2 separate regions of the Homo sapiens genome follow, and region 1 is linked to region 2. Evidence: chromatin contacts called from ENCODE Hi-C or POLR2A ChIA-PET data. All regions are on one chromosome and are shown on one strand. Each heading gives the region's core, a stretch centred on a gene start or an enhancer-like site at or near the end of the contact. The rest is flanking DNA. Distances are from core to core; before and after follow the strand shown.

Region 1 (4,633 bases), core at 2,107-4,606, 550 kb before region 2:
CACTATTTTAAGTGTTTGTTAAATATAAATGTCAATCAATCAATCTGACCCTATGCAGCATGAAACCATGTTTTCTAAGAAAATCTTTTTTTCCATAATAAATGTTTGTTCATCTCTCATGATGTAAGCTAATTCTGATTTTAAATTTCCTTGTGTAGCACTTAATAAATATTATTTGATCAGCTACTTCCATCTCTGAAAGGTCGTCTGTTGCCAATAATAGTGTCACTTACACTGACCACACTGAGCCACTTTACATGTCACCTCATTCAATCTGCATTAACAACCCTATGAAGATTGGTGATCCCCTTATTACAGATGAGAAAACTCAAGTTTCAGGAAGTTAGATAATTCGCACAGGTTTACAGAGTTAGAAAGTGGCAGAGGTAAATTTGGAATCAACCTCTGATGATCTCCAAACCCTGTCTTAATCAGTCCATTACCACGGATAAAGTGCTATATAGATAATGTCACAACTTTTCAAAACTAGAACTTTGTCATATCCAGTAATTTTTAACCTACTCCAAGAAGATCAGCAATATAAATAAAAGTGGAATCTGTCATGCCTATGAGTGGGGTTTCTCTACTTCCCCATCCTCCACAAGCTTCCGTGTGTGATTGATTCCCACAGACAAATGACGATCACCAGTGGGAGTAAGGACCACATACATAATGGGCTCTAGGTGGTGCCTGGAACTTTGCCCAAAATGACCTTTTGCACCTCTCCCATACACTTCTGTAAATGCTGGTACAAGAGGTACTTAGCCTCAGGAGACGTTTTCTGCAGTAGTTGAACAGCTCTGGAAAGTGTAGCTTCTCCCATCCTTTTGACCTAATGAGTAGTTAGTTCTAACATTCTCAGTGATTAGTCCTATTAATGATGGGAAATACTGACTAGGTCTGGGTTGGTCTTTTTTAATTGTGAAGCTCCAGTAAAATGTTTCGACTCACTTGGCTTGGCTCAATTGCTAATGAGGAAGTCTGGGTTTTATAAATTCCCTGACACACACCAGTCACTGCAAAATCCTGATATTGGCCTGTCCTGCATCCTCTGATGGATCCCAGAGGTGCCTTCCTTCAGGGCCTACCAATGACTCACTTCTAACAGAAAAATGAGCAGAAGCCACTTCCTTTTTTTTTTTTTTTTTTTTCCTGAAACCATTTCTGGGTAACAACTGATGGAAAATTTTGCTCTCCACTGCTCAGGTAAGTAACTAAAGTAAAGTGCTTTAAGTATCATTGGTGCCATTGATCTCTATTTCAGTAAAGGATGGTGTAGGTGCAGATTTGTTTGAATCGAAAGACTAAATTATGGATTCTATAACCCTAGACACTTAGTGTCAAAAGAACAACTACATAGAAGCCTGTAGAAACATTCATACAGCTTGGGAAAAATGGGAGTGTAGCATTGCTTCAGAAAATTGGTGGTTCACATTGCTACCAGAGATGTTCACAGGCAGAACTTGTAGTTGGCAGATGACGGACACAGAAGCAGCTTCTCATCTATCATCGCCTTTTTTAGAAGAGAGACCAAACATGTACAACATGGCAGTTATTATCCTGGTCAGCAATCTAGCCAAAATATCTAACCTGGTTTACAGCTAGGAAATAACAGTTCACTGAGATAGAGTGAAGGCATGTTAAAAATCACACAGTAGGAGCAGGTCAAAGCAGTGAAGGAGATTATCATATTCATGGTACTCCAGAAATTAATCCTTGCAACTACATCAGCTATTACTGGAACCCCGCCCCCGAGATCGACATTTCCCAATATAATATATATTTCACAAACTAATAAAAACCATCATAATTTAAAGAGAAAGTTTCTTGCCACTTACAGACTCTTTAAACTTAAAACCAAACCATTATCTTTAATGTTGACGTGCCTAGAAACAAGTCTGTAACAATACTAACTTTAAAGTAGTCTCTGCTGACTTCAGCTAACTAAAATAAACACATAAGGAAAAATAAACATGTAGGGAAAAACAAAATGTTCACAGTAGGATATGAGAGAATATTTTGGAAGCTATAAAAATATAACTCCTATTCCAAATATAATTGATTACAAAGGCACGAAAGTAGCTCAAAACAAAGGATGAAATGAACAAAACCTTGTTAAAATAATCAAGGTTAGAGAAACAATGCTGACGTTATTGTGCAGTTATTCTCAGATTTCCAATTTTCTAGTCACCTTGGTTTGGTTTATTTGGCACCTCTCGGTCTCTCATAAGATCTTGTTGGCATATTTATCTAGTCAAATCATTATTATTATTAGGCAACATTACTGAGCACCTGCTGGGTGCCGGTTAGGAGCCAAGAATATAAATCTTTGCTAGAGAGACTAGGAACGTGTAAGAAAAAGGGTAACCGACAACACAAGAATACATGCTAATTATTGGCATTGAACTGAACGTACCTGCATTATCTAACAGACTGAACCAGGGGACTTTCAGACCAGGCAGGTGGCTTCACACCCAACCCTCATCATTAATAATTTATAATGTAAGGATAGCAAATAAATTTTCAAATCAGTAAATATGAAAGAGTTCAGAAGATCAGATGACTAGAAAGGTTCAGTAAGGAGTTCACAATTAGCAGACAATTGAAAGAGCGCCTTTCAGAAAGGTTACGACTTACATATACAAATAACTAATTCTTGTTTTATGATTTAAAAGCAGTATTTTTACATCTTTTCACAAATATGTAGGGACATTTGGGGCTGAGGTTTCACAAAAACATAGGTGGGAAGGAATCACCGCAGTGCACTCCTGAATAGATTGTCACTTTAGGACCTGAATCCTGAGAGATCTTCTGCAACAGGGCTAAACCCATTTTTCCTAAACTTTATTTTGCACTACAAATGTTTTTTAACCTTTTACGATATGTCTTATTAACCGCGCTTTTTCCCCATTGACTAAAAAATTAATAAATGGCATATGTTTCATTAGGAAGATGGTGACAGAGATTTCCTGCTTCAGAAACGTTGGAAGCCACTGGTTTAAAAGCACCCGGAACAGAGGGCTGTACTTGGGTTCTCTCTCCCCGCTGTGTCATTTCAGTCGAAGAAAAAGACAAAATTACATGTGCGCCTTACAGACTCAACAGGGTAGAAAACACTTGCTATCATTTCTTTTATTTTGAAGTGAGCTTTTATATAAACACACGAAACCATCTATTTAATAGTAAAACGTTGGGCAGGGAAAGGAAGTCCCGCGCGTTCGCGACTCTTCGCCTCCGCTAGAGCGTGACCGTCACGCCCTCTGCTACTTATAGGGGGAACGCGCCGGGGCATCATAGGAGTCGGCGGCGGCAGGGATTGTGGGAAATGTAGTTTGGAGACTCCGCCCTCCTCGCCATTCCTGTAATGGCTGCTTCCTAGAAGGTAATGTACGAACTCGTCTCCAAAGGATACTTAGGTTGCACCAGTGTATTTGTAAAACAGGAGCAAATTTGGACCTTGCCGGGCCAAAGTACGAATTCTTTTTCAAATCTTAATATCAAGTCCTGAAATGAAATTATCTCTGTTCTGTTTCTTTTTACCTTTTCTTGTGTGGGTGAACTGACCAACTTTTAAGTCTAGTTCCCTGTTGGACAGACTTTTCTCAACTCATTACCTATCCCCCTACCGTCCATATGGCCTCCACGCTCTGCACTGACTCTAGCTGCCTCTTTAAAATAATAATAGTAATAATAATTAATTTTTAAATCCTTCTCTCCGCCCCCTCCCCACCCCCCATGCTAATAATAGGTCGTGTCACGTGGAACCTCTTAATCTCAGCATCCGGAGCTCCAGGAAGGGAAAATTTCAAGTCAGATAGAATTCTATATATACCATTTCTTTGGTAAGTCTTATTAATTCCCCACAACTTCGCAGAGTTATATGTTGTGTGACTTTTGCCAAATTTGTCTGCATTTCTTGGATGGGAGAGACCCTAAGAAAATGTACAATTTTTACCCACTAGGATATTTTAAGTTTCCAAGTTAGTGGCTCGTGCTTTTTTTCTGTTTGTTCTTAATTATGAACTCCTGTTCAATTTTTGTTTGGTTGATGCACGAGGTGTTGGCATTATCGTGGAAAATTCCTGGGTTTAGAGTGTTATCACGAGATAGGGAGATGAACCTCAAATTACTGTCTTTAACGTCCCTCTGTTTTTCCACCTATAAGATGAGGAGATGGATTGGAAATGATTCATAAAGTATCCAAAAGATTGGCTGGCCTGTTATTTGTCATGTGTTCATTTTGTCATTTGAAAAGGGAGGAATTTTTAATGGTTCCTTTTTGTTTCCATGTTTAATTTCTAGGAACCTTCAGCCCTCAAGATTCCAACATCATGACCTCAGTTTCAACACAGTTGTCCTTAGTCCTCATGTCACTGCTTTTGGTGCTGCCTGTTGTGGAAGCAGTAGAAGCCGGTGATGCAATCGCCCTTTTGTTAGGTGTGGTTCTCAGCATTACAGGCATTTGTGCCTGCTTGGGGGTATATGCACGAAAAAGAAATGGACAGATGTGACTTTGAAAGGCCTACTGAGTCAAACCTCACCCTGAAAACCTTTGCGCTTTAGAGGCTAAACCTGAGATTTGGTGTGTGAAAGGTTCCAAGAATCAGTAAATAAGGGAGTTTCACATTTTTCA
Region 2 (5,127 bases), core at 2,126-4,625:
TTGACACTGGGCAACAGATTTAGGAAAATATGGTCCCTCAGGCATAGCAGGTAACTACTAGGAAAATTCTACTAAATTTCAGTATTGGAATAAGTATGTAGATGACCTGAAAAGGCCCTATCTGCAGAAACTAGCTATTTTGTTCCAAACTCAAGAGAAAGTGTATCTTTAAATTCAGTAAAAGGTCATACATAGTTGTCTCTCATTTCTGGCCTATGTATAATACACAAATGATATTCTATGTTGCCACAATGCATATTTTTCCCAAAGATAGAAGCCATATGATCAGATGATTAAAATGGAATAATATACTATAAGGATATATATTCACAAATTATAATAATTATCTTCTCGTTTTAAATAATGTCTTCGTTTTAGGCAGAATTCTAAGATAGACGTCCAAGATTCCTGTCCTCTGGTTATTCAATCAAATACTATCCAGGTTCTGCTATAAAGAGATTTTGAAGATATGAAGTTCCAAATTGGTTGACCCTAAGCTACAGAGAATCACATGAGCCCTTTAAAAGCAACATTTTCTCTGGCTGGTAGAGAGGATGAAATCAGAGAGACTTGAAGCCTGAAAATAATTTGATGCACAATTGTTGACTTTGAAGACAGAAGGGTCACATGCAAGGAACAAAGAGCAACCTCTAAAAGCTAAGAGAGACTCCCTGCCAACAGCCAGCAAGGAAACGGTGGCCTCAGTCCCACAACGGCAAGTAATTAAAGTCTATCAACAACCTGAATGAGCCCCGCAAGTCCAACACCTTTATTTCCACCTTTTGAGACCCTAAACAGTGAACTCGGTCAAGCCATGCCAAATTTCTGACCTACAGAACTGTTACTTAATAAATTAATGTTGTTCAAGCCACTAACTTTGTGGTAAATTGTTGCACAGCAATAGATAACTTATACACTATTCCAATGTGCCATGTTTCTTTTGTCTCTAATATTTTCATGCAGTTTTGTACAAAGATTCAAAATCTGACTCACAAAGAGAAACAGTGAGGCCACCAGGTGACAATCAGAAGAGCTCTGTTGACCATCCCGATGATCATTTATTGGGTTATGATGATCTGTATAGGAAAATGACTCACTCAGCTTTAATAACAAGCCAAAATAGAAGAATCAGCAGAACCGTCTAACTAAAATGACTAACAATCATTTTCTAGATTGAAATGCATATTAGGAAGTTTTAACGTAGGTCTCTGATGAAGTTAAATGCTTATTTTTATAGCACACGATTTTGCAATAAAAGCAAGTGATTGTAAAAACAAAGGGACAGAACTACACTGGATGATTCCATGGAAACCTGAGAGTGAATTCATACCTACGGGCATGCAAATTTGGTTTTACCACTGCCGCCTAGCACATCTCAACATTGCTTGGCTGGGCTTACCTTTATCCAGATTTCTGCCTCCCTCTCAACAGAACAAATATGATTGGAGGATGAGGAAATTGGTAGTCCATGGGGACCACAGAGAAAGTATATTAATGAGAATTCCACTGGGAAAGCAGTACAAAGCTCTCTCTACTCATAGTCTGGAAATAGCGTGATTCTCCAATTAAAAATTAATCAAGTGAATAAGACCCTGCAACACAAAACAGTGAAAGAAAATTAAACATCTCCCTAGGGAAAAGCCTACAAGTCATAAAAAATTAAAAAATAAAACTGAATACTTGCAAATATAATTTACAAACTTAAGGTTGTTGATGACTCACTCCCATGGCAAGATCACAAGTCCCGTATGCACAAAAACCACCACCTAGGGGATGGAGGGGGCAGATAACAAAACACAGACTCAGAACCCATCCCCCACGGAGGGTGCTGACGCAGAAGGCCTGGGATTCAGAAGGTCTGGTTTCAGTAGTTAGGACTAGTAACTTGAAGGGATTCTGATGGGCATCTGATATGAGAAGCTCTAGTAGCAACCAGTTTCCTCACAATTGCCTAGCCAGTTAGGTGCTCTCTCAGTACAACACATTGCTTATTGTACTGCTTATTCAGGAGCTGAACTTGCATTTGTGAATTATTCAGACACTTGCCAGTTTTCTCATCCAGTCACAAATGAGATCATCCTAAGCAGAGCTAACCTTAGGATAAACACTGGTGAATAAAACTTTTCCTGTTGCTATTTCCTTCATTCACTAATGAATTCAACAGTTAACGAGAAGCTATTATGTGCCAGGCACCAGACAAAGTCCTGAGGATTCAATGACAAAGAAGTAAAAATAGCCCCCGCTCTCATGGCATTCAAAACCTAGAGTCATTAATAAGCAAATGTGATACAATATAATAAGTGGCAGGTTGAGAAAAATACTAGGAGGAGGAAGTGTTTCTGGCAGTGGAAACAGCTCGTGCAGAACCTAGAGTTAAGAAAGAAGCTTAGTATGGTGGAGAGGAGTGTATCTGTCTGTGGGTGTGTATGTCTGTGTGTGCAAATGTGCACAAAGGTGTTGGGGAGAATAGTAAAAGATGAAATCAGAGAGGAAAGCAGGGGCCAAATTATGTCCCCTTAAAGGTAATCTCACTGTGGTAAAGTGTGTTGGTAAACTTTCTCAGGGCTGTTATTCAAAGGGCTCTGACCATATCAAGACAAAAATAATAAGGCTGGATACTGTGACAAGGTGTGTTTTAAGGACATCAAGATTTTCTAACAGCTTGATACAGCAGTTCCTGTGTAAATTCAGAAAAATATATGACTCTTTGTTTTCTCTCTTTTCCCATATAACATGAAAGAACGCATTTATCTGATCACTTTCAGGTGAGACTGGTACAGCAGCTAGTGATCCATAAAGATAGCTACTATGTACCTTGGCATGTTGCCAATATTGTCAGGCTTCCAACTCACAATATTTATAGACTTTAGAAGTCATGGTTCAATGTTCACCCAGGGCAACAATCTCTTGTAAGTTTTACATATTCTTTTGTGGGGCAGCATCAGATAGAACCTCAACTTCCTGTTAGGTGGCTTACTCCAAATTTAACAAGCCAAGCTCATCCAGTTCAAGGTGGAGCTTTTCTGGACTGAAGGTCTGAGCTATAGTTCTAGAAATTAATAATTTGGTGTGGGAAAAAGAAATGGAAGAGATCATCCAAGATATACAATAAAAAGAAAGGAAAGTTTGAAAGTGACAGAAGTATTTGATTTGTCAATAAGGAAGTAACAGGTGGCATTCAAGGGAAGGAGTGATGTCAATATCTGGACCAATAAAAGTTAATTAACCCCTGGTGAATTGAGGGATGATATAGATATCAGTCTTAGCCTGGACACTGGATGTATTTCACTTGCTCTTCCAGAACAAATTTATTCTCCACCCTGCTCTTCTCTGCTCTGTGCCTAGGGACTGGTTTGTTGATTAATTGCATCATGAGCAGTGCTGCCCTCTGGCTTACAGCTGAGTTCAGCCAATGGGAGGCACTAGTAGATCCAAGTGAAGAAGAGGAGGCGAGACTAGGGTATCTTTTTCTCTGGCTATTGTTTGGCTCTTTTCTTCTACCAAAGGCCACAACCCCCATCAGATCAATTCTGCTATAGCCTCTCTCTCTCTCTGCCTGTGTGTGTGTGTGTCTTCCATCTCTCATATATGTATATATCAGTTCTACTTCCTTCTCTTGCGGCCTCAGATCTAGGAGGTAATGACTCCCTTCCGTTGCTAGCTTTATCATTCCTTACAAGTTCCTTTTGACCTTGCCTACCCTGCCTACATCTTTGTAAATGGTCCTTTCATTGAACTCTTTCTGTTACTCGGTTTAAGTGGGCCATTTATTTCCTGTCTGGATCCTAACTGATACAGCCTGCCACAGACTGCATGCTTCTTACATTAGCATTGGAGAGTTAGCCTGACTTTCAGAGGTAGTTAAGACAATAACAATTGTTACTAAAAGTTAGATAGAAACTACAGTTCACTAAATGTATTCAGATGTTATCTCACTTCTCATTCTTTATCCATCATGATTAAAATGCAGATCTCGCCTGCTCTAATGGAATAATAATTATAGATGATAAATGTAAATATGGGTATTTACTACCAGATCCAAGTCTAAATCATATTCTTAAGAATTCAAGGGTGGGCATGGTGGCTTATGCCTGTAATGCCAGCACTTGGGAGGCCAAGGCAGATGGATCATCTGAGGTCAGGAGTTCAAGACCAGCATGGCCAACATGGTGAAACCCCATCTCTACTAAAAATACAAAATTAGCCAGGTATGTTGGTGCATGCCTGTAATCCCAGCTACTTGGGAGGCTGAGGCAGGAGAATCACTTGAACACGGGAGGTGGAGGTTGCAGTGAGCTGAGATCACACCACTGCACCCCAACCTGGGCAACGAGAGTGAAACTGTGTCTCAAAAAAAAAAAAAAAAAAAAAAAAGAATTGAGGAACCCAAATTTTGTATAGTCTTAAAGCTGAATGAATTAGAACTTCATTACATGAACTGGCTCTATTTCCTTCATCTGGACTCCAGATTCTTCAATTTCACTGATACTTATTTTTGAAACTTCATTTCTATTAGCAGATTTCTAAAGGCAGGGAAGGTGGGGTTTTGAGTCGGAAATTAATTATCAAGTAGATATTAAGACCATATTTTATAATGATAATTGAATCAATTAAGAGAAGTCTGCCAAACCAATTGTTTAGTGGCATATAGATAAATCAACCACCATAATGACTATTTTCCCTCTTTTTAACAACTCGTTTCTTTTTTATGTAGACATAACACAAATATCCTTATTGTGTAAGCAAAACATATGGAAAAAAATTTTTTAACTTTTGTAATTCTAAAAAAAACCAGCAAAGATAAAATATTTCTATAATAAACTTGATAATGAATTTCATAGGATACTCAATTCCCAAAATAAGTAACTCCATGATGAGTGTACACAAAATAGAGTTGAGAAATATGTGAAAATACAAATACAAAATATCTGAGCAGTTTGTGCCTTTATATGGTAAGGATGTTGTTGAGGGCCCAGAAGAAAGATTTCTGTGTTAAAATTCAGGGAGTTTGGGCCGGGCGCGGTGGCTCACACCTGTAATCCCAGCACTTTGGGAGGCTGAGGCAGGCAGATCATGAGGTCAGGAGATCAAGACCATTCTGGCTAAGACGGTGAAACCCCGTCTCTA

The links. Hi-C counts contacts between places; a loop is a spot of excess contacts on that map. ChIA-PET counts read pairs that join two places held with the same protein, here RNA polymerase II (POLR2A). Pooled maps may share reads with other maps.
Region 1: a pooled map shows a loop between it and region 2 (1.9-fold over the local background). The contact joins the promoter of SMIM30 here to the enhancer-like site in region 2. A Hi-C loop is called at or near these places in 1 of 168 maps with a recorded cell type or tissue (heart right ventricle) and 3 of 50 pooled maps. POLR2A ChIA-PET finds 5 or more read pairs at or near these places in 2 of 52 experiments (GM10248 and RWPE1).

The regions. Positions count from the first base shown.
Region 1 is chr7:113,117,277-113,121,909 of GRCh38, reverse strand. SMIM30 (small integral membrane protein 30) reads left to right here and starts at 3,356. Exons shown (of 3, transcript NM_001352688.2): 1 at 3,356-3,382; 2 at 3,749-3,842; 3 at 4,303-4,633. The coding sequence starts at 4,332. The coding sequence ends at 4,511. The region is part of intron 2 of LOC107986837; the gene reads right to left. RefSeq lists enhancers at 2,957-3,096, 2,991-3,585.
Region 2 is chr7:112,570,595-112,575,721 of GRCh38, reverse strand. No RefSeq gene overlaps it. Among named protein-coding and RNA genes, the nearest start is that of LINC03076, 45 kb to the left of the region's middle. Within about 2 kb of position 3,375, at least 5 of the 41 ENCODE cell types and tissues checked have a DNase peak (open chromatin) inside an H3K27ac peak, as active enhancers do.